4 separate regions of the Homo sapiens genome follow, and regions 1, 2 and 3 are each linked to region 4. The links are chromatin loops, found by intact Hi-C in ENCODE. Cell type or tissue: dorsolateral prefrontal cortex. All regions are shown on one strand. Region 1 overlaps DSCAM (DS cell adhesion molecule). Region 2 holds the start of DSCAM (DS cell adhesion molecule). Region 3 overlaps DSCAM (DS cell adhesion molecule). Region 4 has its middle 80 kb from the start of LINC00323.

Region 1 (8,000 bases), 600 kb before region 4:
ATTGAGAAGCTCATTATTATTGCACACCTACTAGATAATGGCTTGCAAGCAAGGAGTTATCTGGGAATTTCTAAAATGCACTTTAAAAATAAACCCCAAATGCCTAGTTTAAATCACATGTGGTGAGCTGGACATAGCTGAACATCCAATAACAACTATGCCCAGTGCCCTGATATTCTTCTGTCCATCTCAATCAGCATCAGAAATGCAAGCCTCACTGCTCATACCGAGACCACCCGGTATTGCACTGAATGTCTGCTCATTTGTCCAATCACCCCTTCTTCCATCAGTTCTTCCAGTGTGTTCTCTGAAATTCCCCTCCAATATCAGCAGCATAGGCTCTGATCATCCCCACTTTCCCCAGGTCTTAACTGAAACTTGGGCATCCTCTGTAGACCCAATCTCACCCCATCCTTTGCAACATAGGCTGCTGCTCTTCCTGACCTTCATCAGGACCAGATAAAGAGAAGGTCCATCCTTGGTCCCCATGCTGGCTTTCAAATCACAGATTGGCACCACCCATCCATGTGCAGGTCCAGACCCCTGCTCCTTAGAGGCTGGTTCCAGAAGGCTGCACCATCATTAACATCTGCTTCCAGCCTCTTTGGCATCCTTCTTGTTCCCTGAGCTCCATCATTTGTCTTCTCATCCCTAGACACCCATCCCGCAACTGTTGGCCTTACCTCATACTTCACTAGAAAGCACCTCTGAAGGTGAGCACCTCCTTTTCTGAAATTCCTCTCTTTTCTTGGCTTCTAGGACAATCCCCCTCTAACCTCTCACCTGATAAAATGCCCACTGCTGGTTCTGCTTTGCCATCTCATCCTTCCCCTCCAAACATCAACTAGAGATTCTCCAGCTGTTTCCTGAACCATCTGCACACTCTTTCCTGAGGTAACCATATCCATTTTCATGATTTTACCATCCACATATGAATTTCTCCCACATTTCTATCTCCCAAGTCTCTCTTTTGAACTCTGCAGCCTGACTGCTTCCTTCACACCTCTACAGAGGTTCTCTGAATGCCTTGGAGGCTCCGGGACTGTTCTGGGAACATCAATAAAAGTAAATCAGTAAATCGCTGCCCACATGGACCTTCCTTTCAATGCAGGAGCAGGGAGCAGGTGGAGCAGGGAGATTGACAAGAAACAATAAACAAGATAAATAAACTAGGTAGCATGTTAGAAAGTGATGAGTACAATGGGGAAAAATAGAGAACAGGCTCAGAGGAAGGTAGAAACTGTTCACAGTCACTTAAATGTAAGGTTCCCAAAGCTGAGCCTCAGTTCATGACTCCCTCACTTTAGAACCCCCATACACACAAAGGCATTGCTTTTCATTCTATCTACAAGCACTGTCCAAGCAAAAACAAAACAGGAGTCATTGCGACTCTTCAGTTTTCCTCACTTGCAACATCAGGGTACTCCTGTCCAGCCCACTTTTAAAATATATCCGACTTCTACCCACTTTCCTCCATCTTTGAAAGAGCCACCCTGTTCAGTCCCAAGTGCACCTGGATTCTCTGCATCTGTTCCTGTTCCGTCACTAATTCATTCTCCCCAGAACCATCTTTTTTTTTTTTTTTTGAAGCAGAGTCTCGCTCTGTTGCCAGGCTGGAGCACGGTGGTGCAATCTCAGCTCACTGCAACCTCTGCCTCCCAGATCCATGCAATTCTCTGTCCTCAGCCTCCCGAGTAGCTGGGACTACAGGCACACATCACCATGCCCAGCTAATTTTTGTATTTTTAGTAGAGATGAGGTTTCACCACGTTGGCTAGGATGGTATCGATCTCTTTATCTCATGATCCGCCTGCCTTGGCCTCCCGAAGTGCTGGGATTACAGGTGTGAGCCACCGCATCTGGCCCAGAACCATCTTTGAACCATGTAAATAAAATTGTTTTCGTCTGTTTAAAATGCTTAAAAGTGGCTCGTCTTTGCACTAAAATAAGATCCCAATTCCCTTCATGTACATATAAGATCTTGCAAGATCTGGCATCAGTGTGTCTCTTCAACATCCTTTCTCATCAATCTATCCTTCTACTACTTGGCTTGGGATGTGTTGTCCTTTTGCTGCACGAAACACATGAAATGCTTCTTGGCCTCCTTTGCACCTGCTTTTCTCTCTCCCCACAATGCTGTTATTCCAGTTATCATGAGCGGCTCTTTCTCTTCTTTCAGGTCTGAGCTTAAACGTCTCCCAAAAGCTCTGTTTGAACATTTGATATAGAACTGCATGTGAAAAGGTACCTTCAATGATGAGTAAACTGAGGCACCCAAGTGGGTTAAATCACCTGTTCAAATGGATCCAGATCAACTACAGAAGCTCTGTTCCATTAAAAATAATGAGACGAGCCATTCATCTCATTTCCTTTAGAGCACGCATGTCCCACCCGTGGCGTGCAGGCCACCCGCGGCCCAGGACGGCTTTGAATGTGGCCCAACACTAATGTGTAAACTTTCTTAAAACATGAGACATTTTTGCAATTTATTTTAGTTCATCAGCTATCATTAGGGTATTTTATGAGTGGCCCAAGACAATTCTTCTTCCAATGTTCCCCAGGGAAGCCAAAAGACTGGACACCCCTGTTCTAGAGAATAAAATTATATTCTCTCTCCAAATGCCATTACAGCTTACTCTTGAAATACTTGAGAAAGCAACAATGACCCCTTGTTCTGACAACTTGTTTGATTATAAACACGTTTGGTAAAAAAAAAAAAAATATTTTCAGCAAGGTTGTCAAATCTGCAGATCTGTTTGTTTTTGAAGGCATAGAAATAAGAGTAGCATATCCTTGCTGTTTTGGGTGACGGAATCATGCCTGCAAAAATCTCAAAAAGACTGTGAAACATGCAGATGTGGTCACAAGGAGTGCAATAAAAATGGAACTGTTGTTCAGAAAGAAACGCCAGCATCCCACAGACATATGTGTGGTCCCATCTGTGATTCTAAATTCATTGCTTATGAACAACTAAGGAGTTGCTGGAGATCAGAAGCCATCTCTGCTTTTATCCCTTCAGAAGTAAGGCGGCATGCAGCTGGATACATCTACCCCTCCTAGAACTTGAGACAAATGACATTCACTCCTGTCTAGACCCAAGACCTCTCATGCCAATATCACTTTTCATTCCTGAAACTCTGATTTAAAGAGACAGGCTCTGAGGCCATCAACAGTTCCTACCTGATGGTTGATTGTTGATCCACGTAGCCCCAGGGTTACAGCACTGGAAGAGACCATGTACTTTAGACCCAAGCTTGAGAGCCTGAGTCCCCTCCATGGCAATTCTAACAAGTGTGTTTCCATCTCCCTGCTTGAGTACTCACAGTGATGGGCAACTCACTGCTTATCAAGGCAGTCCATTTTTAAAAATAGTTTTTAATAATAATTTATTTCTTAAATGGACTTGAAACTGTTTGTTTGTTTTGTTTTGTTTTTTCAGCTTCCGTTTCTCCCTGCACTGTCCAGGTAAGGAATGTGATCCTATGACAAAGAATCCCTTCTGACCTCTGAAGACAGCTAACACACCTCTTTTCTTTTTTCCTCCAATTTAAATGCCTTCACTTCATTGAGGGTAACATGTTATAAATTTCTATGGGACCACCTCAAAGGGCTTTTGCATTGCTGAGAGTGGACAAGGTTCCAATGATACTGTGGCTTCTCCCGGACAAATACATGCATTTGATTTTTGCCAGTTTCCAAAAACACTTACAAGAACTGAGTTGAACCTGGCTATCACTTTTCAAATTTACATTGTTTTCCTAATGCAATTACATTTTTTTCTTGTTTATTTCACTTTGTTCATCTGTTGATTATTTTTAAATGCCTATACTTTCAAGAAGTTTAAAATAACTAGATCTTGAGAACCTAGAACATAAGCCAAAGATGTATGTCTGTAGCTAAAGATATTTTGGCCACCAGAGGGCTCCCAGATTTTGATCATTATTACTCTACCTGTATTTAAACAATCAAGACAATTAAGTGGACTTATAGAAACAACAAATTTAAATATAAGCTGTTTCTGACACAAAGATAGGTCACAAATTTTTAGAAACAATTTTATTTGCCTTTGCCTCTTAATTCCAGCACATTAACTTCTTAAACACTGTGCATATACACAATGATTTAATCCCCACAATCTTCTTAAACACACACACGCACACAAAGATTTAATCTACAAAATAATTAGTCTTGATCTCTGTAAACACATTTAAATGTTTTATGACTTACTTGTCTATATCTGCAGAAGTTTTCAAATGACTATTTTGTGTGGAAAGAATAAGTGTTCTGTTTTCAGGAATATGTAGCTTTCTAAAAGTACGTATTTAGAAGTATGAATGATGGCATAAAATTGACTTGTATATAAAATTGATTAAAAAATAACGCTTAATGTCAGGAAGTGTAAGAGAAGAATCAACACTTTTATACATACTTTCCAGAAATGAAACTTAATAATTTGATATGTCTTTGAGGGTAATTTGTTAAAATATGGAATATTGTAAAATGTACACGAATTTATAGTAAGCAGTAACTTATCTAAGAATTGATTAAAAAATACACAAATATTGGGATTTTATAAGCAATTTTAAAAATAGTAAAAGTAAAGGAATAAGGACTAAAATGTCATCAATTATGTGAGGGGAAAATAAATCGTGGGACCCCAAAATCACTAAGCCCAAGGGAAAAGTCAAGCTGGGAACTATATCAGGCAAGCTTGCCTCCCATTTTATTCCAAAATAAGATAGCTACAAAGATTAACCAAAAAAAAAAAAAAAAAAAAACTACATAGCTCCCTCACAATTTGCCCACTAGGAAATTCCTTGCGGGCCCCAAGATCTTTACCCTAAAATAGTTCTGTTGCATTTCACCCTGACGAGATAAATTGATAGCTTATCTTCACAGGTGCGGGACGAAGGACAGAACTCAGTCATTCCTCTGCCCATCTGAGACAAATGCACATCTGATTTGCTTCCTCTGCCCTATGTTTATTTTATCTTATGTAAAAATAAAGATTCACTGAAATTTAAAATTCTCTTTCTCTTTCCCCAATATCTGCCCTTTCTCCTTTAAATCCCCAAACCCTCAAAATCATCTTTGGAGGAAGGCACAGACCTGTGTCCTGGGTGCACCTCCTCAATCGATTGAGACCTGTCTGAGATACTTTTTGGTTTGTAATAAGAAACTAGTTAATTTCATAGCAGAGACAGAGAGAGGAGGAAGAGAAGGAGCGAGAAGAGAAAGGAAGAGAAATACACTATTTCAGAGACTTATAATATTTCAGGGTTACTATGAAATGTCCATGAACTCAAGCTCAACAATCTGAAGTCAGGGAGTAAATGGAAAAACAGCAAATATTGCACACAGGATTGGGGAGGGGGAGGCCTCAAAGGTTTTGGGGTTTGGAGTGGGGCAAGGGCTGAACAAGGAGGGGTTTCCTGAAATTCTGCGTCCTCGTGCCCCGCCTGCACATTCAGCTGCACATTATGCTGCTTCCAGAAGCATCTCGATAGCCTAAGGGGTTTATTCTCTGGCTAAACTGAAACAGATTATTGGGTATTTAAGATGGAAGTGTAGATATTTTCTGAAAGTTAGTATAAAGAAAAGAACCAAAAGTCGAAAATTTCTGAACTGTCAAAAAGGAGGAGATTTGTACAACAAAATAATAAAGATTTAAAAAAAAATTACCTCCATCCAGGAGGTCTGTTTGAACAGTAGAAATTCCAGCGGGAGAGAAAGGTGGAAAGAGTAGGAATGGTATCATCCATAAAGAAATACAGGGAAATCACCCTACATTGAGGGGCAGGAGTGTTTGCATTCCAAGATGCCACTCAGTGCCCAGCACACTACAGCCACACACACCTTCATAAAGTTACGGGACTTCAGGAATAAAGAGAATGGCCTCAACACTGCCCACCCAAAAGGAAGAAAGTGAACTTACACCCGAAGGTCAGCAATCAGAACTATAACAACCCCTACCCTGGCAGCTAAAAGACAATGGAGAAATCATTCCCTTTGCAATTTTTAAAATTTCTAAGATAAAAATTACTTCCAAACTTATATTCTTTTTGCAAACATAAGTTCTTAAAAATGTTCTTCTCATGCATCCTTTCTCAGAAATGATGGATGGTATGTCCCGCTGAAAGGAGGGAGAAAAAAAGACATGGGAAAGCACAGGATTTAGGAAATAGGAAATCCAGCATAGGGGAGACATGAGAAGAATACTTAAGGTGGCAGCCCCTTCAGATTGGAGGCTGGTAGAGGGGCTCCTGGAGCTGTCTCTGCTGGAAAAACAAAATAGAATAAATTCCCTGACAAAGTTGAACATGTGGAAAATCATTTTGTGCTTTGAAGTGTGGAAATGTTAGATGTTTAAAGCAAAAAGGAAAAATGTAATCATAGCACACAACTTGGCTTGACACTTAATATTTACATGATTATAATAGATTTAACTAAAATGTAAGACATACTGGGAGGATGGGAATATGGGCAAAGTGACCTAAATTTCTGAACCATCACAATATGAAGTCAATAAATACATGAATAAGATTGAAAAAAATTAAATACCAGAAATTTAGTTAAAAAATAATGAGAGTGATTTCTTCGTGGGAGGAAAACGGGGAATGCATTCTCAGTTTTTTGTTGTTATAATTTCTTTATAACCATATGACATTAAAATTATTTGCATGTAGTGTTTGACTAAAAAATTTAACAATGAGGCATATGTAGTCCATGGAAAAGTGCTGTAATAGGTTCAGTGGAAAAAACGGTTTTAGAATAATGTAATCCCATATATTTTCACTGCAAAATGAAAGGAGAAATCTATTCCAACATGTTTAAAATGTTAATCTCTGGGGCATAGAATTACAGGGGCCTCTTTTATCTTAATAATCATTTCTGTCTTCTGAGTATAGCACATCAATTTTTAACCTCAATAAACCACAATGACGTAAGTCATGTTATAATTAATATAAAATAATCAAATTGGTATGTTTTATTTCAAGTTTGGATGCAAAAGAAAAAAATTGTGTAACTTAATACACAAAGCTTTTCAGCCAATGAGGATTCAGTAACTACGACTAAAACCAAGAGTGCTGTGAGCTCATTAATGTTACGTGTCTGCCTTGCAGGAAAAAGCTATGGAAACACAATATTAAAGAACCTTGGATCCTAAACTGTATGCCACGGAAACGTGGCAGGCTTACAATAACGTCCTGCCAAAGCCACCTGTGCCATTTGGTGCCTCCCTCATTGGAGCAAGGTTTGCTTCTGCGAGGCTGTCCAAGAGTCCAAGAGCTTTCTGCCCTCTCTTCTCCAGCGCCTTCAACTGAACAGCATTTTGAGCCCAACACGAAGCTTACTCTTAGTCATGCACCTGAAGTGTTTTGTTTATTAGGTTTTTGAGACAAAGTCTTCTCTGTCACCCAGGCTGAAGTGCAAAGTGGCATGATTGTTGGCTCACTGCAGCCTTGACCTCCCCAGCTCAAGAGATCCTCCCACCTCGGCCTCCCAAGAAGCTGGAACTACAGGTTTGCACCACCATGTATGGCTAATCTTTGTATTTTTTGTAGAGAGAGGGTTTCCCCATGGTGCCTAGGCTGGTCTTGAACTCCTGGACTAAAGGGATCCTCCTGCCTGGATCTCCCAAAGTGATGGGATTACAAGTGTGAGCCACCTCACCTGGGCATTTATTAAAAATTACTATTATTATGGCTAACAAAGAACTTGCAATATTGATTCAGTAGTCTTAGAATGCCACATGTAGAAGACAAATTACAAATTATTTTTGTCTAGCAATTTTCTTTTCATTACAGACATTTTCACGGTTTTCCTCCCTAGACCCTAGCTGTCATATTCCATTTTCTCTAGCCATTTCTTTACTGGTATTTTTCTCCCTTTAATGTGTCAGAGCGGATAAAAACATAAGTGGTAAAGATTCAGAAACGGTAGCTTTCTTTCTCTAAGGTTTAGCATAACCAACATGAACTTCAAGCAGTTAGCTGCAA
Region 2 (8,000 bases), 220 kb before region 4:
AATTGTTCACCTGATAACATTTCTTCCTTACATACATTTATGTGAATTAAATAAAAATCACCTTTGAAGTCCTTAAGGTGCATTTGTATTTACAAAGGTCTGCTTCTAATTAAATAAAATAGCAAGCGTGTGCTCTGTAATTTCCTATCAAGTGAATGGATGAAGCTCAAAGGTGCTGCATACTCATCTTCTCTTTAATGAGCACCTTCTTACTCCCAGCACCCCACCGTCTCTAATCTCCATGACCCTCAGGCCCCATGAAAGCGGATGCAGTAGAACTGAAAATCCCACAGCTCAGGAAAAGATGATGTCAGGAATGCATGCATGTGTGTGTGTGTGTGTGTGTGTGTGTGTGTGTGTGTGTGTAAAAACAGAGATGCCAGGATACTAGCAAAACTATATTACATATAATAAATCTAATTCTTCATCATTCTGTTTGTCTGAAGGCCTGGCTCTTCTTTTAGCAATAATTTTAAACTAGAATGTGCTCTGGGGTTAAAACCAGGAGAAATGGTAATGAAACACAATGCAGTAGGAAGCTTTGCTGAGAAGACACCGAGGGACGTGTGTGGGTGAGTGTCTGCACATACGTGTACCTTGGCTCCTTGCACTGTAACAGAAGCTCGCGTGTATTTCCAGAACATTGCAGAACAAATTGACTGCTTTAAAACACGATACTGCACCTCATCAGGTGAGGTCATTCATTTAAGGGTTTAACCTATGAAGGGCCTGGTCACTGACTTCTTCTTTTTTTTTTTTTTTTTTTCAAAAATACTGCCTGCAGCCTGTCTAGCAACCATACTTTTATTAAGAAATAACTGTACTTCTGATACATCAATAAGAAAAATATTGTTGTCTACTGTTAAAATGCAGATGTATTGTGGGCTTATTTTAATAGCCCCAAATATTAAACTACATAATCTTTTACAAATGAAAAAAAAAAGTTATCATGTCAGGCATTTTGATGCTTGAGGCCTAGCAATAATCAGTTTAGGTATTAGAATTCATCAATCTTTTATCACACACATTCAGAAATTTTTCAAAGTTGAGGTATAACAAAATATGACAGTTGTTGACAAAAATATTCTCAATTTTTTAAAGTTTAATTCAGATAGGTAGAAACCATTTACTCTTATATTTTTGAAATATGGTCTTACAAACAGGCATAGTTCCAAACTGGATTCTTATTTTATTTCAACATGTCTATATATTTTATGATCCTTTCCCCAGTATGTAATGAACACCATACCTTAGAAAACTGTTTAAAGCTGATTTCCCCTCCCCCCTTCAAAGATCCTAAAGCTTTACAGCAGGCTTTTAATGTTTTCATCCTTGATCATATAAAGAGAGGGGCATTTTTATACAAGACAGTTCCATAGCCTTCTGCTAGATTGGATCAGAATACGTAATACAGCAATGTAAAATATTCATTTGTGTTTGCTGTTTATGTCTAATATTGTGGAATCTACCTATATTTATTACAATAATGGTGATTATCAGTTGATTTTAAAAGTCTTGAAAATAATACTTGCAGAACTCACTATATGAGTACCTACATAATTTTTGCATATATTTTTCATATTGCAGAATATTTGAGGTTTCATATAATTGTATTACCATATATAATTATTTCTATGATTGTTTATTTTAGTTATAAAATGCTGATTCAGAAAAAAAGTCACACACACATATAGCATCTCTGTATCAGAGGCTAATAGTCTGTATCAGTATCATAAATTCTTCCATACCATTTTGTCATACAAAATGCTAAAACTGTAAATAAATACTGGCTGACTGACAACCAGCACAGCCTCTTTCATCATCCTGAAACACACACTTCCCAATGGGGTGCAAATTTTGTTTCTTCTTATAACCCAGGCCTTTCCAAGGAGTTCAGAAAGGTACTCCCTGACAGGCGAAACAGGGTGTCAAGGCTCTGTGTCTTTGGAACACATGTGTAGGCATCTCTACATTTCTTAGGAGGTCGCATTAGCAGAAGAGCAGAAAGGGCTGACTTCCCCGACACATCTCCGCATGTTCCCTAAGCACATCTGTCCCTGAAGGGAAATTCCCAGGAGGACACAGGACAGGTATGGTGCCCTCTGGGAAAGATGGGTGTCTTGTCAGAACTTGTTGCAATTCTTTCCTGCTAGGAAATCTCAAAATGAAAGTTTCAAACACTTTGCTTTAGGTTATACTGGAGAGCAAAGTATCATTTTCATGTTCATTTTGATAGTACCTTCTTTCAACTCTACCTTTTCTTAGTCACCGTTTTTTTAAAAAATTGACAATGCTCATGCATTTCTTCTGGCCTGTTGGTATGCTGATTCTTTAGGCACTGTCTAGGTAGGCAAAGAAAATGCACTGCCTTGCAGCCAACACACAGAGCTTCCCTGTGTGTCTTCCAGGAAAATCTTAGAGCCTCCCCTTTGCTTCTCGTATTTTCTCACAAGGGCCAGATTTCCTCTCTTCTCTTCTTTTACCTTCTCTTCTTCTCCTCTCTCTCTCTCTCTCTCTCTCTCTCTCTGTCTCTGTGTCTGTCTCGCTCTCTCTCCCTCCTCTCTTTCTCTCTCTCTCTCTCCTCTCTTCTGGCTAGGGGATTCTGCTTAATGGTTTAATTTCAACTGTCAGTAGGTTATACATTTTATGCAGATGTGTGTTCCAAAATTTGAAATGGGAATTTAAGCCGTAGCTACTCCCAGGCGATGTCAAATGATGACAATTTCCTCTGGTTCCCACAAGAGAGGAAGCCATTCATACATGTAAGTTCATATTTATGCGGTGACAGGCAGCCTAAGGTGCAGTCACACTTACTAATTGGGTCTGACTCAGTCAAGAGCAATAGCTTTCTAAATACCCAGGAAGAAATCATTTCAAAATATAATATTGGCTGGGCATGAGGAAATGTATGCTATTTACAATATTCACTGATTTCATTTTTACAACTATACAGGTGTTTTTTTTTTTTTAATTTGTCAACATTTCAGATGATGTAATGCTTATCAGTGCATATTTTTACATAAACGACTGTGAGGAGCATGAAGCAGCACGGGGTGCATAGAAGGACAGAACATTCTTAAAGCCCTCCTTGGTGCTGGAGATACATTGTACTAGCATGAAATTACGTGTTTGAAAAATCTCAAAAAGCATTGAATCTGAAGGGAGATGTTCCTCATTGACCCCTCCACTTGCGTGCACTTGGAATGTCACATCCCTTTCCAGGTTGTAATATTCAAAGTGGCAATCTTCCTGTCTCTCCTTCTGTCACCAAACCTGGTTTATTCTGAATGAGGCAGCTCTCTAGTACTGGAGTTAGGCTCTGAGCTGTCACTTGGCTAGGTAAGCGCCTTCCAATGATTACAGAGCAATTTCTCCCGGGCCTCTCCATTGCCACCTCTTCTCCCCCAAAAAATAAATATGATATTTAAAAAATAAATAAAAGCACGAAATTTTAAACACAGATGAAGCGGAAAAAGAAAGAAGACTTTACCCATGCATCCAATGCCACCCCCCACCCCCCCGCCCCCCCGGTCAATGATAAGGAAACGAAATTCATCACAAACCGAAAGGCTCACCATTCGCGAAGCTCTGGAACAAGGAGAGAGCCAGTATCCACATGCCCCTGCCGCTCCCCGGCCTCCCGCGAGCGACGCGCCGGCCTCGCCCCCCGCGCTCCGCCCGGCCCGGCTCCGCTCGCCGCTCGGCACCTGCCCGGGGGCCGCCGCCCGCCCGCCGCCCGCCGCCGCCGCCGCCGCTGCCTAGCCGCCCGGGCACGCGGCGCGGCCGGGCTCCGGAGCGAGGGCTGCGCTCGCCGCGCGCTGCGCTCCTGCACACCTGCTCCCGGGCGCCGCGCCCCACGCTGCGGCCGGAGCCCAGGTGCGCCGTCAGCTCAGTGGGCCCCCGGCAGGTCGGCAGGTGGAGAGAGCCGCAGACGCGGGCGTGAGCTCATCCCGGGCACTCGGCGCCCAGAATGCGCAGCCAGCGGCCTCCCGTGCGCCAGCCCTCACCCTCCGCATCCAGGCAGCAGGCGGGCGGGCAGGCTCATCTTTGCCGTGCTCCGGCCTCAGTCACATGGATCCCTCTGCCAACCTTCCCTGCCTGCGAGCCGGGCGAGTGAAGCCGAGCGCGGAGGCGAGCAGGGACCCCTCCCCTGCCTCTGGCCGCTGGGGCGCTCTGCAGTCTTAAAGCAGCAGCAGAGACGTGCAGCCGAACTGAGGCAGGACCGGGGAGAGCGCAGCCACCGCACAGTCACGCACAGTCATCAGGAGGAATTTCTTAGAGGCTTAAATAATCATTTCAACAGCTGCTTATTTTTAGTTATTTTCCTGCCGGTTGCTAATAAGGGATGGCCGGGGTGACTATTGCGGAAGGTGGCCAGCCACGGAGAGGTGAACATGAAATGCTCGTAGTTTTAATAAAATGTGCAGCTGGATTCCGATTCCGTATTTACTCTCAGAAAAGTCCAGTTCATTTGCTTAGAGGGAAATGCTCCTTCCAAATCCTTGCTGCTACTGTAAAGATCTCTATGATTTCACGGGCTAATTTTTAATTATCTTGAATACATGGTAGAATGCAAACACAAGCACTTCTAATTTTGCTCTCTGAATGGCGCATAAAAAAGCTGATTGAAATTGCTGATAATTTGAGTAATCCCAAACATATAGCCCCTTTCACGTTTCTGTGAAAAGTCAATATGTTAACATTTCCTGAATGTTCTGTATGATTCTTGAAGTCATGATAATATTTAAATTAAAGCTCTCACAAGGGCGTACATCTATCCATCACTTTGCAATATAATGACCGACAGGGCTGGAATGCACCCCAGTGTAGAAGCCAGGATGGAATGCTCACAGTCAGGACAATCAGGACTGAAAAAAAGCATTCGGTGGGGGTCAAGGGAGACATTTTCAAGGGAAATTGAGTAGGCTTTTTCCTAGGCACTAGGTATCCTAACTGGGCTCCATGTCCCCCTCCAAATACAGAAGAATGATGCACATCTCAGACAGCTCACAAAACACAGGAGAAGCAAATGGTGAGGCAGAAACAAAATGGTGCTTTACCAGGGTTGGGCACAAGATGGCCAGGCCCTGTGTACCAGGAAGGGTCAGCTGAGCCGGTGATGCTGCCTGGCTCACCACGGCTCTGCAGCTGCAGGTGATCACGTGCTGCCGCCCACTCAGGCTGCGCAGGCCCAGCCCCCAGTACCACGCACCAGAACCAGCATCCTCTGGCTTTGCAAATGCTGGGTGCTCAGTCCCTGGTCCTTCCCAAATGCAACCCAGGAAGGCAGGGGATGGGCCTGATTCTGTCCCTGCATCTGGCTGGTTGACCTATTCATTAATTCTTACTTGCACACTAGCCACCTGCAAGGGTGCCCAGGCACTGGGGTCAGGGAAACCCAGGGTCGAATTGCAGCTCCTCCACTACCCCGATGTGGGGCTTCTGCATGTGACTCGAGCCTCAATTTCCTCATATGCAGACTGGAAATTATCACAGTTCTTAACTCACAGAGGTGTGAAGATCTTTCCATCCGTTGACAGCACATGGTCACTGTAGTTAGCGATGGCTGTGGTTAACTGTTACTGAGTTTGGGAGCAGGGCTGGAAACATGATTTGTGGGGTCCACTATAAAATGAAAATGGAGAGCTCCTTTCTCAAAATGAAAAAGAAGCACCATAACAAGTGCTAAAACAGAACACTTCCTCCTTTCTTCCTGCCTCTCTCAACCAGTCATGGTGTTTTCTGCTACATGCTGCTCTTCCTTGGGCGTGGGAATGCACCCCTGTACAGACCCCACAGACCTTCCAGGTGACTCAGTGCAGTACAAGAGGCTTCCACTTGCCAGTTGCTTCCCTGCCCTTGGCTGCACCCACATGCTGTGGCCAGCCACAGTTAGGGGGTGGGGAAGCCACTGTCTCTCTCCCACAGCCCACTGTCCCAATGTACAGTGGACAGGAGATCCCTCAGGGATTGCAACCTCCATGCTGGGAAGCTCTGGGTATCTGGATTGGAGGTGGGCACAAGCCTCTGGCCACTTGTGGAATGTGCCCTGGCACTGCCAGCCTGCTGAGGGGATGGTCACTGCGAGGCCTTTCTCTGAACTCCTGCACAGTGCTTGTCCTGCACACATGCCCATACACTCACCAGAGATGGCAGGTGGTGGCAGAACACAGGCTTGCTGTTCCAAAATGATGCAGTTGCCACCCTGTTGGGAAGCAGCAACAATTGCAGGGGCAGAGGCTGCTCAAGAGCTGGGGGAACATGGGGTTGGGAAGTGGACAGCCAAGAACCTCTCCCAAAGGAGAGGTGGCAGGTGGCAGGTAGCAGGATGGTACAGAAGCCAAGGCTCCAAGCCCTCTTCATGCTCCATTGTCCCATTGGATTTAGAAAAGGTAAAACAGAGGTGATATCATTAAACATTTCAAGATGGTGACTACAGAGAATTCAACCCCAAGTGCAGGCCCTTCTTTGCCTGGGACCAGATGGGACCCCGTGTGAGTGCACCTCTCCGTGGTTGTCTATTAATGCATCTGCCACAGGGTGAATGGGTGAAGGACCTTGAATGGGCCTAACACATGCACCAGTGTCTTTTCAAATGTATTTACGTAATAGACTTCAGTAAGAAACATACTTATTTCTCACTAAACTGTGAGTTCCATGAGACCAGACACTCTTTCCTGTTCAGGAAGGTATCCTCATGGCCTGGCCCAAGTACATGCTCGGTAAGTATTTGTGGGCTGGAATGGAGATCTCTAATGCAGGTAGAAGGCGGAGCCTGTCCTCAGATATGCACACATGTGTACACATAAAGCGCCATGGTAATTTAGGAGGGAAAGTGAGTACTGTACTTCATATAGAAGTCTCAGAGGAAATGGCAAGAACGTTGAGCTTTCAAATTCAGTTAAGATGTCAACATGCAAAACTGAGTCAAGGACAGGGGATTCTGCCCTGAGAGTATAAACATCTGGAAAAGTTAACTTTATAAAATACCTTAGGTTTCCAGTGATTCCTCCTTTTGTATTCCTAATCAGTGTAGCCTCTGGAAGATCAACCTTTGACCTGAAACAATTCCATCCAGACTTTTCCCTTCCCCAGTTCTGTCTTCCTGCAGCTCTGGGTCAGCCATCCTAGGGGAAGAAAGGTAAAGTCAAAGAGGCCACCTTGGTGCTCACTTGACTGATGCTAAATAAGGAACAATGCACATTTGAGGAGTTACATCATCCAGGTTACATCATCCAAGTATAGCATCTGTTACTCCTCTGTTTTCTGTTGGAGAACCAGGAAGAGCATATATGAAGCAATGGCCTTTGAGCCTTGTGCTAAAGGAAGGGTTGGGGGTTGAATGTTGCCAGGGATGAGCAAGGAGGGCATTTTAGGCAGTAAGGTCTCCACCGTGGGAAGCCTCAGTCCTGCTGGACCTGTGGGGTTCATTCTGATCAAGGCAATAAGGAGTTTCCCATGGGGGACCTGCATTAGTTGCCTAGGGCTGCTGAAACAAACGTCCCCAAACTGGGTGACTTAAAACAACAGGAACCTATTGTCTTAGAATTTGGAATGCTAAAAGTCCAAAACCAAGGTGTTGGTAGGAACCTCCTCTTCTGCAACCTGCAGGAGAGCTTCCCCTTTTCTCATCCAGCCTCTAGTGGTTGCTGCCATCCTTGGCACTCTTTGACTTGCAGCTGCATCTTTCTGATCTCACCTTCTGTCTTCACATGGCTTTCTTTATCCCTGCAAGTGTCTGGGCGTCTCTACTCTTCTTACAAGAATGGTGGTTATGTTAGAATAGAGACTCACCCTACTCCAGTATGATCTCATTTCAACTTATTACATTTGCAACCTTTGATGTCCCTACTTTCAAATAGGGTCCCACTCTGAGGCACTGTGGGTTAGGATTGCACCCTATCTTTTGGAGAGAAGGGAATACAGTTAAACCCCAACAGGATCAAGATGCCTGAAGTCAAATGGCAAGGGGCAGAGAAGGGTTTCTGTAGATTTGGGTG
Region 3 (8,000 bases), 930 kb before region 4:
ATGTGGGGTGTGTGTGGTGTGGTATGTGGACCCTGAAAACCTGAGACAGGTCTCAGTTAATTTAGAAAGTTTATTTTGCGAAGGTTGAGGACGTACCCACAACACAGCTTCAGGAGGTCCTGACAACACGTGCCCAGGGTGGTCGGGGCACAGTTTGGTTTTATACATTTTAGGGAGACGTGAGACATCAATCAATATAGGTAAGAAGTATATTGGTTCGGTCTGGAAGGCAGGACAACCTGAAGCAAAGGCAAGAAGACAGGAAGCGGGGAGGGGACTTACAGGTCACAGGTAGGTGAGAGGGGAAGGGTTGCGTTCTTCTGAGTTTCTGATCAGCCTTTCCAAAGGAGGCCATCAAATATGCATCTATCTCAGTGAGCAGAGGGGTGACTTTGAATAGAATGGGAGGCAGGTTGGCCCTGAGCAGTTTCCAGCTTGACTTTTCCTTAGTGATTTTGGGGGCCAAAAAGATATTTTCCTTTCATAGGTGTATGTGGTGTTTGTGTACGTGTGGTGTGGTATGTGGTGTATATGGAGTGTGTGTCATGTGGTGGGTGATGTACATGCAGTTTGTGTATGTGTATGAGGGGTGTGTGTCATGTGGCGTGTGGTATATGAGGGATGTGTGTGTGGTGTGATATGTGGTGTATGTGTGGTGTGTGTGTGTGGTATGCGTGGTGTGGTATGTGTGGTGTATGTGGGGTGTGTGTATGTGTGTTGTGTGTGCATGTGGGGTGTGTGAGGTGTGGTGTGTGTGGTGAGTGTGGGATATGTGTGGGTGTGGTGTGGTATGTGATGTTTGTGAGGTGTGTGTGTGGTATGTGTGGTGTGTGGTGTATGTGGGGTGCATGTATGTGTGGTGTGTGCGCACGTGTATGTGGTGTCGGTCAGCAGTCACTTCCTGCTCAGTGTCTGTGGGAATCCAGCCAGTCCCGGAGGCTGCAGTCTGGGGAGTTTGTGCAAAAGTGTCCAGTAGCCCCGTGAACTGACCTGCCTCATAAACGAAATCTCTCAGGTAGCAGGAAGAGTGACCATTCGCAGGCAGGTTCATGTTTCTGAAGGTTTCTTGCTTATCTTTCGGAAATGAAGTGCAGACTTCTACATCGCACATTTATCTCATCACTTTGATTTTAATCCCATGAGTGAAAGTATCTTTAAAAAGCTGCATGCACACTCCCAAGCATTTCTTTGTTTAAAGAATTATGTTTTTGAATATTCAAGTTTTCAAAGCTTTAAAGGTATGAAGCCACATCTTTCATTTTAGAATGAAGATACCAGCAGGCAATGCTAGCAAATGTGAGTGAGCTTAGAAAATATGGGTGATGTGGATGAAGTCACCACTGGATTCTGAAATATTTCCAATAAGAACAGAAAAGACATCTTAGCATAACACTGCCTTTCAAAGAACATTAAGGGTATTTAATTTCATCCACTCAATATAAGGAGTAGAAATCAGAAGAAACATATGTAATGATATCCTATGGTATTTTGTCCATAAAAATAGATGACTTTTGCAAATTTTCATTGCTCTTTACTCTGGGGTGTTTTAAAACTTGTGTTTAGGTGGGAGGGGTGAAGGTGTTACAGAATCATCTACTTAAATCTGCCCTTCTGTGGGGCTGTCCCTTCTTGGGTCTGTGGTTCTGTATTCATTAGCATCTCCCTCGGTCACTGGTCTGGAACCTCCACAGGGACAGACACAGCAACCTTGGTGTTTCCCATGAGCTCAGTGTCGAGTGGGTGTTTGGCAAATGTGTCTACTGCAGGACCAAGGAGGGCGGGGGGGGGTCCTTCTAGATTGCCTCCCATGGCTGGTAGTGCTCCAGGTACTACATGTGGCAACAAAGGCATGAGGTCTGCTCTCAGTCCTGAGAAACACATGTTAGGGACACAGTTAGGGACATGCAGAGCTAAGGCTCAAAGGCCTATGCTCGCTGAGCCAGTAATGCTTGTGCTGCTCATGTGTCTTCTTGCCTTTACTGTTGCACCAACCGTGGAGGCTGCTGCCACCTGTGGAGCCCTATGTTTACCTGCATGGGGACAGGGGTCTGCCTGGTAGAACAGATCCAGGTGGTCCTGAGCAGGGAAGGGATAGGTCCTTGACCGCATTTGCCCAAAATTAGAGGTGAGCACTCATCAGGGATCACACCCAGTCAGAGGGGTTGAAAGAAGCCCCAGGCTGGGCGTGGTGGGTCACGCCTGTAATCCCAGCACTTTGGGAGGCCAAGGTGGGCAGATCACTTGAGGCCAGGAGTTCAAGACCAGCCTGGCCAAGCTGGCGAAACCCCATCTCTACTAAAAATACTGAAAATTAGCCAGGTGTGGTGGTGCACGCCTGCAATCCTAGCTACTTGGGAGGCTGAGGCAGGAGAATTGCTTGGGCCCGGGGAGGTGGAGAGTTGCAGTGAGCTGAGATCGTGCCACTGCACTCCAGCCTGGGTGACAGAGGGAGACCCTGTCTCAAAAAAAGAAAAGAAACCCCAAACAAGAGGGAAGGTACTGTCCAGTGACGGGGGGTGCAGGAGGGGGCTGGAAATGGAGGGCAGGGGAGGAGGCAGGTGTGGGCCCCCCAGGCTTGGGACAGAGACAGTGAGCAGGCTTCCAGAGGCCTTTCCTGCTGGGGGCTGCAGCCTCGCTCTGCCCCAGCACACTCACGCAGCCCGGCCCAGCCTGGTGGGCACCACTCGCAGCCTGAGGGCGAAGACACTGAGGTGTTGCTGCAAGAAACTTGTGGCCCCAATCTTATGTCCACTTGAGAAAGTCGTTTATTCAAAGCCTTGCCCTAAACAAACAGGAACATTTTGCCCTACCACTTGAAATACACACACACACACACACACACACGATAAAGAACAAGGAAAAGAGAGAGGAGGAGAAGGGGAAGGAAGAGGAGAAAGAGAAACAGGAGACAAAACGGGAGGGCCCTGAACTTCCTGGCCCCCTCCTGAGTGCCCCCCTCCATGTGCCTGGGCACTCTTCCCACACCCACTTACAGCACAACTACAGGAAATTTAACGTTTCCCCGCGGAGTTCTATTTGGGAAGTAGGAAGAGGCCAACATTTTAGAATACATATCACACAGAATGTTCTAGATAGAGATGGAGGTTTTGGTGCTGCCTGCAGAGCCTTGACATAGACATAATTAGGAAAATACATCCATGTTGAAATTTCCCAAGTGCCGCCCCCGCCTAGGCTTCAACTTGGGTTTCGAAGGTGTGTGATGTTTTAAACAAAGAGACCTGTTCAAATGTCAGATGAGGGATGACAGAAAAGGGGAAAGTGTCTATTGATAAAGAGGTGCCCGCCATATCCTGAGCCCCTTGTTAGGAACTAGGAGGGGTCTGCAAATTCCATCATGCATTCTCTGGAGGCAAACCCAAAGTCCTAGTTTAGTCCTCTTACCTCCGTCCATGAGGTTGGCCCAGTAAATGACTCTGAACCCCTGGAGAATTCCATTCAAGGCTTCCTTGGAAAGTGTGGACCAGGATATTGATATGCTTTCTGGTGATGTTGCTATGGCTTGGACATTTTCGGGGGGGTAACTGGGCACTGAAATCAAATAATTAGAATCTGTAATAACTGTGGGTGGTTTATGAGCAAAGCAATAACCGAAAAAGCAACGTATTTTAATATTTCAATATGCAAGCAAAAAATTGCACTCAACCCCAAAATGAAAGAAAAAATAACAAAGATCACTTCCCTGGAAAAATCTTATGATAACTCAGTGCTCAGTAAAATATCATGAGTCAATGCATATATTCTAATGGATTCCATAGTCTCTCTTTCCAACTTAGTTTCTTTACTTTTAGGACAGTTGTTGGGACTTGAGTCGTGTACCCTTCTTAATTTTATTGCCTGAGTAGAAAATCATTGTTTGTCTGATTTATTTTCCCCTTACTCTTGGAAGTTACTTCTTTAAGTTGCATTTACTTTATAGAGTACGGTACCTCTGTATTTAGTAATATCTGGCATATAAATTGGAAGCTGAACCATTGTAAAGTGCTAAAAAGTAGAAACATAATCATAGATTTCTCCTGTCTCATCCTCATCCCTTTCTCTAGAGGGAAGAGAGACCATAGACAGGTCAGAAGAATATTGAAAATATTTTTAGTACTGAGCTTTTGTAAACCTTAAATGTTGGCGCTGGGGCGGTGCAAAATACTGGCTGAGACACGCATCTTAATGAAAAATGAGCATTGAAGCAAAAACAAAGGCATATTTAACGACTATTGCAATTATGAAGATAGACAATTCCAGTGTTCAGGCTGCAAGTCATTGAAGACTCCTCTCCTCGCAAAAATTGTCAGATATTACAGGTGCAAGTCCTATCTGCCTCCGCAAACCTGTGATCAAGGGCCGGGCGCGGTGGCTCACGCCTCTAATCCCAGCACTTTTGGAGGCCGAGGCGGGCAGATCACGAGGTCAGGAGATCGAGACCATCCTGGCTAACACGGTGAAAACCCGTCTCTACTAATAATACAAAAAATTAGCCAGGCGTGGTGGCGGGTGCCTGCAGTCCCAGCTACTCGGGAGGCTGAGGCAGGAGAATGGCGTGAACCCGGGAGGCGGAGCTTGCAGCGAGCCAAGATCGCGCCACTGCACTCCAGCCTGGGAGAGAGAGCCGGACTCCGTCTCAAAAAAAAATCTATGATCAAATGACTAACTGCACAAGAGGTAAATGTAGTGCCAGCTTCCTGCCTTCAAAGCTACCACTTATTGCTACAAATAACCCCATATCTTAACTTCCTGCCTAAAACACTGTGCCTCTGGATACCAGGGTTCTCTATTTTCAAGCACTACTGGAAATTTGAGCTTCTGGGTTATTCTCAGTGACATGGTGGAAGGGCTAATTAATTTATCTCGGCCGCTAGGGGGCGATCGATCACTGTGCAATCTGAAAATTCCTTTTCTCTGTACTCAGAATGCTTGAAAATAGGAAACAATGAAAAATAAAATAAATTTTAAAAAACCTTCTTAACATTTGGGAGAAAGTTTTTTAGCAAATAGCATTTCTGCATTCTCGTGAGACTTCTGCAGTAATAGAGAGAGCCTTGTTTTCACTCCAGAAAAGCCCAATTCTTGTACCTGAAATGAATGAGGAAGAGTCTGAAAAGGGAGGGACTTGCTGGCTTTGCAGTCCAGCCCTGCCCCAGGGCGGGCAGATCAGCGGGGTGGGCGAGGTCACGAGGGAAGGCTTTTCCACCCGAGACCCCAGGCCCTGCAGGTCACTGCAAAGTCGTGGGGCGGGGGAGTGCGAGGTTGGGGGAGCCCCGGGGCAGACCCGAGGGAACCTTTGCGGAGGGAAAAGCCACGACCAGGCCCCGGCCGAACCTACCATCCTCGAGAGTGGTGGTGATGATTTCCTGAGAAGAAGGCCCCGTGCCGGCCCGGTTACAGGCCTGCACCACCAGGCCGTACTGAGTGAACTTATTCAGGTTGTCCAGGGTGTAAACCTCACTGTCCCCGCTGGTGTCGACACTGATAATGTTGAATTGGAAGTTACCCCCAGTGCTGTACTCTCGGTAACCTATTTGGTAGCCACGGATAATCCCATTTTGCAAATGTTTCTTGGGAGCCTAAACAGGAGAGAAAAGAACACACTAAAGAAGTCTTGAGGTAGGACAAGAGCGAAATCAACGCCCACACCCACGTAGGAAAGCAGAAATAAAGTGGAGTCATCGCCACGATGCTGGGGCGGTGGTCCGGTAGCAGCCGCAAACCCACGTACAGTGCAACTTGGTCTGTGCCAGGCACCCTTCCTTTACCTGTGAATGCATCCGGCCCTCCCAGCCCCTCTGAGCCACTGGACCGTCAATGGACACAGGAGGTCACCTGAGTATGCATGGCAGGAGCGGAATCTGAACATGGGTGTTGGGCCCCAGAGCCTGCGCTCTCATTCTGTCCTTCATGATGTACTGGTTGACTTGTCTAACTGGCGAGAAAGTGTCAAAATACAGATCATGTTTGTGGCGTCTCCAGGTACGCTTACGACCGGGTGAGACTGACCCTCAGGCCTGCACCCAGCAAGAACTCTCGGGCTCGCTGCTGTGTGCCAGGCCTTGTTCCAGGCACCAGGGAATAGAATTGAGTTTGGAAATGTAAGAAGACAAAAGAAAAGACCCCCGTCCTCATGGAGCTTACATTCTAAGGAAATATCCCAGAATCACAGTGTTTCCAGGTTGAAAACTGGCATGGGAAGGTGAGTGCACACCCAATAGGAAGGTAATCTCTTTCATGAAGCCCCGAATCATTCTGGAATGATTTGGGGGTGATTAAATGTGGGGCAAGAGAGAGGCTGGTGCTAACTCCACCCTGCTGATGTGAAGATGGTCCACCAGGTCAAAGTAGGATTTAGGCTGATGCGTAGGACTCATTTAGAAACCAGAGCCTTTTCAAGGATGGTATAAGGCTGGGCGCGGTGGCTCACACCTGTAATCCCACCACTTTGGGAGGCTGAGGTGGGCGGATCACTTGAGGTCAGGAGTTCAAGAACAGCCTGGCCAACATGGTGAAACCCCGTCTCTGCTAAAAATACAAAAATTAGCCAGGCATGGTGGTGGGTGTCTGTAGTCCCAGCTACCTGGGAGGCTAAAATGGGAGAATCACTTGAACCCGGGAGGCGGAGGTTGCAGTGAGCTGAGATTGCCCCACTGCACTCCAGCCTGGGTGACAGAACAAGACTCAGTCTCAAAAAGTAAAAAAAGATATGCGAATGCCACCAAGATGAGGCTCTAGGGAATAAAGGTTTTGTAGACTTTCAGGCAGTCAACAGATATGTGTGTTTATGTGTATGCGTGTATGTATACATACACACATACATGTGTATGTATGTATACATGTACATATGTATGTATATACATATACACGTACACACATACATTTAAGTACAAACTATGGATCTGGATCTCTCAAGCCTCTGAAAGCTTTCTCCGTCCTGAAAGTGTTTATAATCGACCTGCAGAGAGGAAATAAGCACTTAAGAACCTGTAGAGAACTATGAAGTGTGGAAATGCATGGTAAGAAAGTGAAGGCCAGCAGGCATCTAGAAAGTGTGAGTATGGGTGGTCTGAAGTGGTGGGAAGACTCAGAGCCCAGGTGGGCTTGACGGAGGGGGGGAGGTGGCGGGGCACGGCTCAGAGAAGTAGAAGGAGGATGGGGTGAGTGGAGCCTGCAAAGGGTGCACACCTGCCCAGCGGTAAGTCAGGAGGGAACGGACAGAGTGGAGCAAGACCTTGAAAACCTGCCAAATGTGACCGGGGGAGGGCAGACAATGAGAAGTCAGAAGAAGGTTTCGAGCTGATGAACAGCATTGATGGATTCAGCAAACACTTATGGATTGCCTAATAATAACTTCCCAGGGGATTCCATGCCTCAGCCTGTCATTAGTAGTAAGTCTGACTTATCCAAGAGCAGTAAAATCATTTTTGTTTTTCACAGCAAGTTTCTCCATTTATGGTTTTCTTGGACTCCACTTGCTTTTCCCAACAGCCAATCTAATTTAGTATATTCATGGTGCCAGCAGGTGTCAGTGAAACAGTCGCGTAAACCATTTATTTATTTGTATCTGTTGGCTCGGAGTTAGACCCTGGTGGAAGAGCTCATACCTTTTTTATTATAAACAAATGTCTATGCTCCTCTGAATCCACAGATGTGCTGGCTTTTGCATTGATGAGCTATGGCTTTTCTCACTGTTTAGAAATAGATTTCAAGATTCTATGTTTTGAAAATTCAATTACTCTATGTGAAAATTGTTTTGCTGCAACCACTGAATTACATTTATGTGACCTAATTAATTAATCAAATGAATTTCCCTGTAAACGTCACCTATAAGTCAAATTTACCAACAAAGAGATTTCCCCTATTTTACCTAGTGTTTTAATGTTAGATATAGTGACCCAAATAAAATAATATTATTTTTTAAATGAGATTTACATCCATTAAATATTCTAATTGTTCAACTGGCTCCCGGTGAGGCTTTAAGCCTCCCTAAGACAGCAAGT
Region 4 (8,000 bases):
TTAGCATGCGGTGTTGTTTGGAGGTGACTAGCTAACTGTTAGGAGTGATTTTATCCAAAAGGTGGAAGTCTGTCTCCTGGTGTCCTTAAGTCATGGGGATTAAGGTTCCGGAAGAAGCAATTCCAGGGTTTCTAATGGTCCCTGGAGTTTCTCGGCACAGAGCTCAGCCTCCTGCTGCCCTCCCCAAGGCGAGACGGGGCTCAACAGGCCTGTCTACAAACGGCCTTGCCGCTGCTGCTCTGCTCCTTGCAGGGCCTCCACACTGGCCGCAGCCCAGGATCCAGATGACATCAGGACTAGATTCCGAATCAGCTGCCAAGGCTGTTGTGAATTTAATTTCATAGACATTGTTCTGCTAAGTTGATGCCAGGACAGATGATGGGTATGAGAGCAAGAAATGAGATTAGCGATGAGCAAAACCAGACGAAGGGGAAAAGAGAAATTTCTAATTGCACATAACTTAAACCTCATTTGCGTTCCACTCTGACGCAGCCAGGCCAACTCCAAACCCACAGAGATGTGTTTAGTGCAAACATACTTCTGTTAAACCCTGACCTGAGTCCTCGCTGTCTGTTACACACAAACACAAAGTGTCGTTGTGTCTAGAGGGCTGTGGGCATCTCTGCTAAGAGGTGCAATCATTAAAGGCAGAGAACTGTCTCCCACTTCATTTTCCTAGCTCCATAAACATTTGTTGACTGAATAAATGAGTGCCTGGGTCTGAGCAGAGATCTACTAGAAGTCACCACAGAATGTCACAACCTGGAGCCAAAAGACTGCATGATCTCAACTCGGCCTGGTGGCTCACGCCTGTAATCGTAGCACTTTGGGAGGTTGGACGCACAGGGGATAACAGGTCCCACTGAGACACAGTGGCCATCTAGTCCAGGCCTCTGTCAATGGGTGGCCTCCTGCTGTCTGGGCAAAGACCTGACCTGTGTGGACGTGAGAGACCGAGGTTTATGCACAGGCTCATGGTGGAGAGACTAAAACAAGCACAGCCCAGACAAAGTCAGCGGTGATGCTGGGAGGAACTCCAAGATCGTCTGCTGAGGTGGGCAGATCACTTGAGGTCAGGAGTTCAAGACCAACCTGGTCAACATGGTGAAACCCTGTCTCTACTAAAAGTACAAAAATAAGCTGGGCATGGTGGTGTGTGTAGTCCCAGCTACTCGGGAGGCTGAGCCAGGAGGATTGCTTGAGCCTGGGAGGCAGAAGTTGCTGTGAGCTAAGATTGCACCACTGCACTCCAGCCTGGGTGACAGAGTGAGACCGTCTCAAAAAAAAAAAAAAAAAAACGAAGACTGTGTGATCTGTTAAGGGAAAGACAGCTGCAAAGTTGTCTTGCTCCTAAATGTATGACAATCAAAAAAACCAGAGTTGTTACAATTAGTTAGAATCCTGAGATAAGGAGCATTTTAGAGTTGTAATCTTGCAGAGTCATGCAGTGACTGGCAGCGATAAGAATTCAGCATTCCAGATGTTTTTTCAACACTTCTGTCCACCACGCTGCTTAGGGCTTCATTCACAATTGCTCCATTTCAACATGCCATGTGTCTGAAGTCTATGCAGTCATCATCCCTCAGAAAGACTCGTGGTTCTGCATGTGTCTAGGATAGACTGACACTAACTTGACTTGCCTATTACTGTTCTAGAGTGGTTGCTAGTTAAAATGATTGCCATGAAACTTCTCAAGATAGACTGCCAGGGAAACATGTTACATCAACCATGTTCTTGAGTAAGAATGTAAATGAATACATTCCCTATTCCAGGGACATATGAGGTAGACCTTAGCCCTAACACAGCAGGGGTTTTGCACCAGGAAAGCCACAGAGCAGACAGACGGTCTTGGAGTTCCTCCCAGCATCACCTCGGACTTTGTCTGGGCCGTGCTTGCTTTAGTCTCTCCGCCATGAGCCTGTGCGTAAACCTCGGTCTCTCACATCCACAGAGGTCAGGTCTTTGCCCAGACAGCAGGAGGCAACCCATCGACAGAGGCCTGGACCACATGGTCACCGTGTCTCAGCGGGACCTGTTATCCCCTGTGCATCCAACCAGATCCCATAAGAAGGCAGCCTTCTCACCCAGACCTAGATTGGACCAAGTGTGTGGACTCTACTTGATACACTGAAATGTTCAATGTATTTTAAACAACTAATCTCAATATGTTATTGAATTCCCAAGAACCTCTTTGGTGAAATTGATTTTGTAAGCCTCACACGCCCTGGGGGTGCCCCGCCACCCCATTTAGAAGGAACAGGGTGGCTGGTGGGTGATGCAGGGGTCTTGGCCACACCTGTGTCTTTGTCTTGTCATTGGAAAAGTGGAGATGATGGCAGAGCCTCCCTCTCAGGCTCAGTGCAAGGACTAATGAGAGAAAATATGCATCCAGTGAAGAAATAAGTGCCCAACCAATGTTACCTCTTATCACTATGAACTGCAGCTGAGGAATCTAAGTTCCGGGGACGGGGCCAAAAACACAGCAGGAGGATCACGGGGCTAAGAAGAAGATTCCTACCTGCCAAATCTCAGGGCCGTGGGGAAGTGCTAGCAGTTCACAAAGCAACTCAGGGCCCTGCTCAGAAGTGAGTTTTTTCCTTTTCCCCCTGGAGGAATAAGCAGATTTTAGGTGATATACAAAGACAATCACATTTTGGAAAGCAAACCCCGGGACATTGTGCAAATATGCACACACATTCATATACACATACAACACACACACACAACACACACACATACATACACACACAACACACACATACACACACAACACACACACATACATACACACATACAACACACACAACACACACAAATACATATAACACACACACATACATACACATAAACAACACACAATACACCCACACACACATACATACACACATACAACACACACAACACACACATACACATGTATACAGAGGTACGTTTTACATGTTTATATTTTCTAATGTAAAGGCAACATCAACTGTAGAAAATTTGAAAAATATTGAAATGTATGACAATAATTAGAAGCTACTCATAATCGCATAATCTCAACATCAGGAAAATTCGCAGTCGACATTCTGGGAGTTTTCCCCTAAACACATGGATATTTTGGGACAATAGCCCTATCCATACATCTTTGTATAATATCCTTCTTTTGTTGATGTGCCACTTCAAGAATTTACTCGGTTTTACAAGACAAAATTTTAAAGACAGAGAAAATCTTCCCATGCTACCATATGTATTTTTCCTCTTTAGGGGTTTTATAGTCTGACACACAAAAGTCACCATTCAGAACCCTAAGTGCATGGGGTCAGTCCCTCTCAGCCACGTCGAGACTTTAATACCAGAGACATGGACAGGCGATACCTCCTCCCCAGGACCAAGGACTGAGTGATCTTGATGGTGAAGAGGTGACTGAATTCTTCAAATGGGCACTGCATACAATCAGGTCCACAGGGATGCAGGATGGGCAGGCATCCCATCTGTGCCCAGTCTGGGGGCAGTGGAGCCAAGTTGGCTACCTGAAAGCATCAACCTTGATGGCAGGAGGCTCAGTGTCCCCACAGAGATGCAGTCCCGGTTTGGGCTCTCCAGGAGGCAGGCTCCATCTTTCCCGTGTCTGCCCAGAAATCTCTGCTCCTATGTCACCCGACATTCTGTTGCTTGGTAACTAGAGCACCTAATTATTCTACTAGGAGGTCAAAGAAATGCCAGCAACCCCATTACATAGACCCAAGAAAGTCAGACATAAGGCATTCATTTGCATAAGAGAACTTTATTTTTCAGCTAGAGATAGGAAAGAAAGAGACTCCAAAGTTCAGTGTATTTTTGCTAATACGAAAGCAAGATGACCTGGAAAATAAAGTGCAGTACAAAAAAAAAGTGACGAAAAGCAAGTTAGAAGAGGTTTTTGGTGTTTGATTTTTGGTTTTTGTTTTTAATTCCTGAAATTGTTCATAGACAAGGAGTAGTGAATGGTCAAGGAGGGAAAGTACTTTTTCATCATTGAGAAGAGAAAATGCTTTTTAAAAATCTGTTAGATAATGAGTTGTTTTCTAGTAAAGATTTCTTAAAGATCATGGGGTTTTTTTGGTTTGAATTTTGTTTTTTTGTCATTTTTGTTTTTGAGTGGAGTTTTCTTTTTAACTAATTCTAGGTTATCAGGTTTAAAAATAATAGAGTTGTTTTTTACGTTTTTTGTTGACAATATCTGTGTGTTTTTATCTGACTCTCTGTGGCTATAATTGCCAGAGTTTCATTTCCTAAAGAATTCTTCCTTTTACTCTTGGTTGTTTGCTAAAAATATCCCAGCTGCCTGTAGACAATGGGCATGGCTGCCGCCTAGCCAGCCCCCTGCCAGTGGAGTGTTCTGCTATTCATAGCTAGGTCCTCTTCAGACACGTGAAGACTGGAGGTCCTGATTTCTATGTCTTCTCTAAGTAATGCCATGAGTGACTGCAGGGGCTTTGGAGAAACATTTCGCGTTCCCAGCCATACCCATCTCTAGATAGATATGACTCGCTCCACACCATTACAGAGTCGAGAAATGCTCTCTCATTTCCTGATTGTCTCCCAGTCAAATTTCACACCAACGTTGCAGCACACCATGGGCCTCTGCCTGCCTTGAGTGGTATTGGATACCCCAGAACCGCCCATCCCGTTTAAAATACCCCAAAAATGCTGCTAACTGCCCCCTGGAACCAGAAAAGCTCGGAAGCAAAGAACGAGGCGGGCTGGGAGAGAGGGGAGAAAGATTGTTCCTTGAGAATTCCGTTCACCGATGAAAACTGGCGAAAAAATTAAACAGCTCCCATGTTGCTGGGCTCCCGCGTTCCTTACGTCACCCGGCACTCTTGCTTGGTGCGTGCTGGCTGACTTGCTCTCCGCACCTGCTCTGGACCAGCGCTCCTCCCGGGTCTGCGCATCCGCGGGGAGCGGGAGGCCCGGAGCTGCAAGGGTCGGTCCGCTCGCGCCCTCTGCTGGCATTGAGGAGTCACGACCTGGTCGAACCGGCCACTTGGACCTGAGTTGCTCGGTGTTGCCCTCAGGGCCATTTCACCCAAAACCTCCTGTTCATTTTGAAGGCTTATCATAGCCCAGACATATCCCCTATGGCTGAAAGAATGCAGGAAATAATTAATTGGAAAGCACATGTGAAAAATAACATACACAGGATGGTGGGGCTGCACCATCAATGTGAATGCACTTAATGCCACTAAACCGTACACTTGAAAATGGTTAAAAAGGTAAATTGTAGGGCTGGGCATGGTGACTCATGCCTGTAATCCCAACACTTTGGGAGGCTGAGGCGGGCGGATCACTTAAGGTCAGGAGTTCGAGACCAGCCTGGTCAACAGGGTGACACCCCATCTCTACTAAAAATACAAAAATTAGCTGGGCATGGTCGCGGGTGCCTGTAACCCTAACTACTAGGGAGACTGAGGCAAGAGAATCACTTGAACCCAGGAGGCAGAGGTTGCAGGGAGCTGAGATCATACCACCACACTCAAGCCTGGGCGACAGAGCGAGACTTTGTCTCAAAAAAAGAAAAAAAGTAAATTGTATGTTGTGTACATTTTACCACAATTATATATATACACATATGATGCCAATGAGGGCATGTGAAAAGAAGAGCAATTGTGCTGACACATCTAATGTGCTGCTCCCAATCCACTTGAAGCCTTCTTCTTTCCCCTGGCCACGGAGAAGTCACAGTCGGTGCCCAGGGCTGGTTCCTGGGTAGGGAGGGTGATGGGGTACAGAAAAGGTAGCCCAGGGCCTCAGGGGGGGCCTGGGCAGAGTGTGGTGGTCACACAGCAAAAACTGCCCCCTCCCTCCCCATGTTATTCTCCACCTCCCTCCTCACTCTCCCCAGAGTGTACGAGAGAGACTCATGGCAGCCCCAAAAATGGAGCCATGAAGGGCTTTAAAGAACCATATATTTGCCAAGTATGGTGGCGCATGCCTGTAATCCCAGCACTTTGGGAGGCCATGGTGGGAGGATCACTTGAGGCCAGGAGTTTGAAACCAGCCTGGGCAACATAGTGAGGCTCTGTCTCTACAAAAAAATTAAAATTAAAAAAAAATTAGCCAGGCTTGTGGTGCACCTGTAATTCCAGCTGCTTGGGAGGTCAACACAGGGGAATTGCTTGAGCCTGGGAGTTTAAGGATGCAGTGAGCCATGATCAATGGCATCACTGCACTCCAGCTGGAAAGACAGAGCCAGATTCTGTCTCAAAAAAAAAAATGTATGTTTAATCCTTCAATCCCCTCCTTTTCAAAGTTCAGTGTGGTGAGGAAGATTGGAAAGTGGAGAGGCGCCCTGAGCAAGCTGAGAGAAGGGGCACAGGGACAGCCATCACCCCACACGCAGAGTCACCCAAAGACATTCACTCCAACAGGAAAACTCCAAAACTTGAGTCCAAAATCCAAACCAGAAAATAAAATGGACCGTGCTGTATAAACAACAAAAGACAAGCTTCTCTCTCTCTCCCGTCTATCTGTGTCAAGCTCTCTGGAGGAAATGGACGCTCGCTAGGAGGAAAAGAAGGATGGAGGGAGAGGTAGGAAGAGACGGTATGATGAGGGACAGGGTAGAAGAGGACTGGGCAGCCTGCCCGCCTGGAACCCACTGTCTAGCTTCCCACCGCAGACTCAAGGGATGCTCGCGGCTAAGAGCCTCAAGGGATGTCGGGGCTAAGAGCCCGCTCTGCCCGGGTTTGGGCAGAAGGTGGACCTGTACATTCCAGACCCAGCAGGCAGGCCCATCAGGGAGTGTGGTGTGTGCACTGTGCAAGCCATTGGGGGTTTTAATATGTGCTATATATCAAGGGATATATAGCACATGTTATATATGTGCTCAAGGGATGGTCGGGGCCAAGAGCCCACTCTGCCCGGGTTTGGGCAGAAGGTGGACCTGTACATTCCAGACCCAGCAGGCAGGCCCATCAAGGAGTGTGGTGTGTGCACTGTGCAAGCCATTGGGGGTTTTAACATGTGCTATATATCAAAGGGAAAAATGTAAACCACCAAACCATCTCTCAATTTATTCCTTTATAGCAGTCCACATTTTAAACTCTAAATGTAAACATGTAGCCTCCAAATATGGTACTATTCTTTTTAAAAAAGAAAAGAGAAATTTGGCAAGAGCCTAGTAAATTGACATCTTGCACAGGAACTCATATTTGTTGTCTGTCAACACCACGGTCTGGAGCATTCATTAAAGTTAAACTAAAGACCTTAACGGGAATCTCTGGGCCATGTGGAAAGGAGCTTCCAGAACGACCAGCAGAGTGCTGCAGGCTTGCAAACTGGGTCTCCAGCACCCTACAGAGACAGCAAGGCGCCCCCGAGTGGTGGCACATGTCCACAGTGGTGATACAGCCAGCCACGTTTGCTAAGACAGACCCCGCCTCAAACATGTGGGGTCTCCACATTCCACTTAATCCTGCCTCCCTCTTAAGCTACAGACCTTTCACAAACTATGTGGAATAGCATAGCATCTCCTATAACAGCAAGTTTACGATCATATTTGCTGCATTTGATTTGGAAGGGTTTATGCCTTATAGATGAGCCTCACATTTAATTGATGAAACCCATGTTTCCGAAGCACATTGAAGAACTATATTTTTATGGAGATGTTTGATTCAGGAAACATCTGTTGAGAACGTGTCAGGCCTAGGCACAGGATCAGTCATCTGTGCAAAGCTGCTAGAGCTGTTAGTCCAAACCAGTCCTGAGAAAGAAAGATTTGTCTTCTTACTTTGTGATCCAGCTCCTTTTCAGTCCTCATTCCAGACTTTGAGGGTAGTTAACATCGATTGTCAGCTTCCTCCAGGTAACAAGGAAGCTGATTCCTGGGGGGTGCCTCACAGAGCTTAACAAAATTTCACCAGCTAAATCCAATCTACAGAGAGAGGTACACAGAGAACATCAATGTAAAGCTCTTATTACACTTTAATTTTTTAAAGTAAGTTTTTAAAATTATTTTTAAATATATTTATTTTAAA

The links. Peaks named below come from ENCODE experiments on the same cell type or tissue, not always from the same donor. Only the 100,000 strongest peaks of a DNase experiment are listed, where the experiment ranks them.
Region 1: it touches region 4 in a loop (11-fold over the local background); 59 of 110 quality-filtered maps call a loop at or near these places.
Region 2: it touches region 4 in a loop (13-fold over the local background); 14 of 110 quality-filtered maps call a loop at or near these places.
Region 3: it touches region 4 in a loop (7-fold over the local background); 78 of 110 quality-filtered maps call a loop at or near these places.

What each region holds. Positions count from the first base shown.
Region 1 is chr21:40,463,174-40,471,173 of GRCh38, forward strand. All of the region lies in intron 3 of DSCAM (DS cell adhesion molecule), which reads right to left. Among named protein-coding and RNA genes, the nearest start is that of DSCAM-AS1, 84 kb to the left of the region's middle. In dorsolateral prefrontal cortex, CTCF peaks have their summits at 3,904 (motif pointing right) and 4,103; no DNase peak of the experiment used is centred here; H3K27ac peaks cover 1,850 bases.
Region 2 is chr21:40,843,044-40,851,043 of GRCh38, forward strand. It overlaps DSCAM (DS cell adhesion molecule), which reads right to left and starts at 4,115. Exons shown (of 33, transcript NM_001389.5): 1 at 3,576-4,115. The coding sequence starts at 3,618. In dorsolateral prefrontal cortex, no CTCF peak of the experiment used is centred here; DNase peaks (open chromatin) are centred at 588, 4,125 and 5,159; H3K4me3 peaks cover 4,823 bases; H3K27ac peaks cover 5,129 bases; H3K27me3 peaks cover 1,773 bases.
Region 3 is chr21:40,139,156-40,147,155 of GRCh38, forward strand. DSCAM (DS cell adhesion molecule) reads right to left here. Exons shown (of 33, transcript NM_001389.5): 17 at 5,336-5,576; 18 at 3,403-3,549. Among named protein-coding and RNA genes, the nearest start is that of MIR4760, 69 kb to the right of the region's middle. In dorsolateral prefrontal cortex, CTCF peaks have their summits at 4,859 (motif pointing right) and 5,059; a DNase peak (open chromatin) is centred at 4,856.
Region 4 is chr21:41,064,263-41,072,262 of GRCh38, forward strand. No RefSeq gene overlaps it. Among named protein-coding and RNA genes, the nearest start is that of LINC00323, 80 kb to the right of the region's middle. In dorsolateral prefrontal cortex, CTCF peaks have their summits at 4,958 (motif pointing left), 5,160 and 7,317 (motif pointing left); DNase peaks (open chromatin) are centred at 243, 4,362, 4,939 and 7,333; H3K4me3 peaks cover 1,095 bases; H3K27ac peaks cover 901 bases; H3K27me3 peaks cover 478 bases.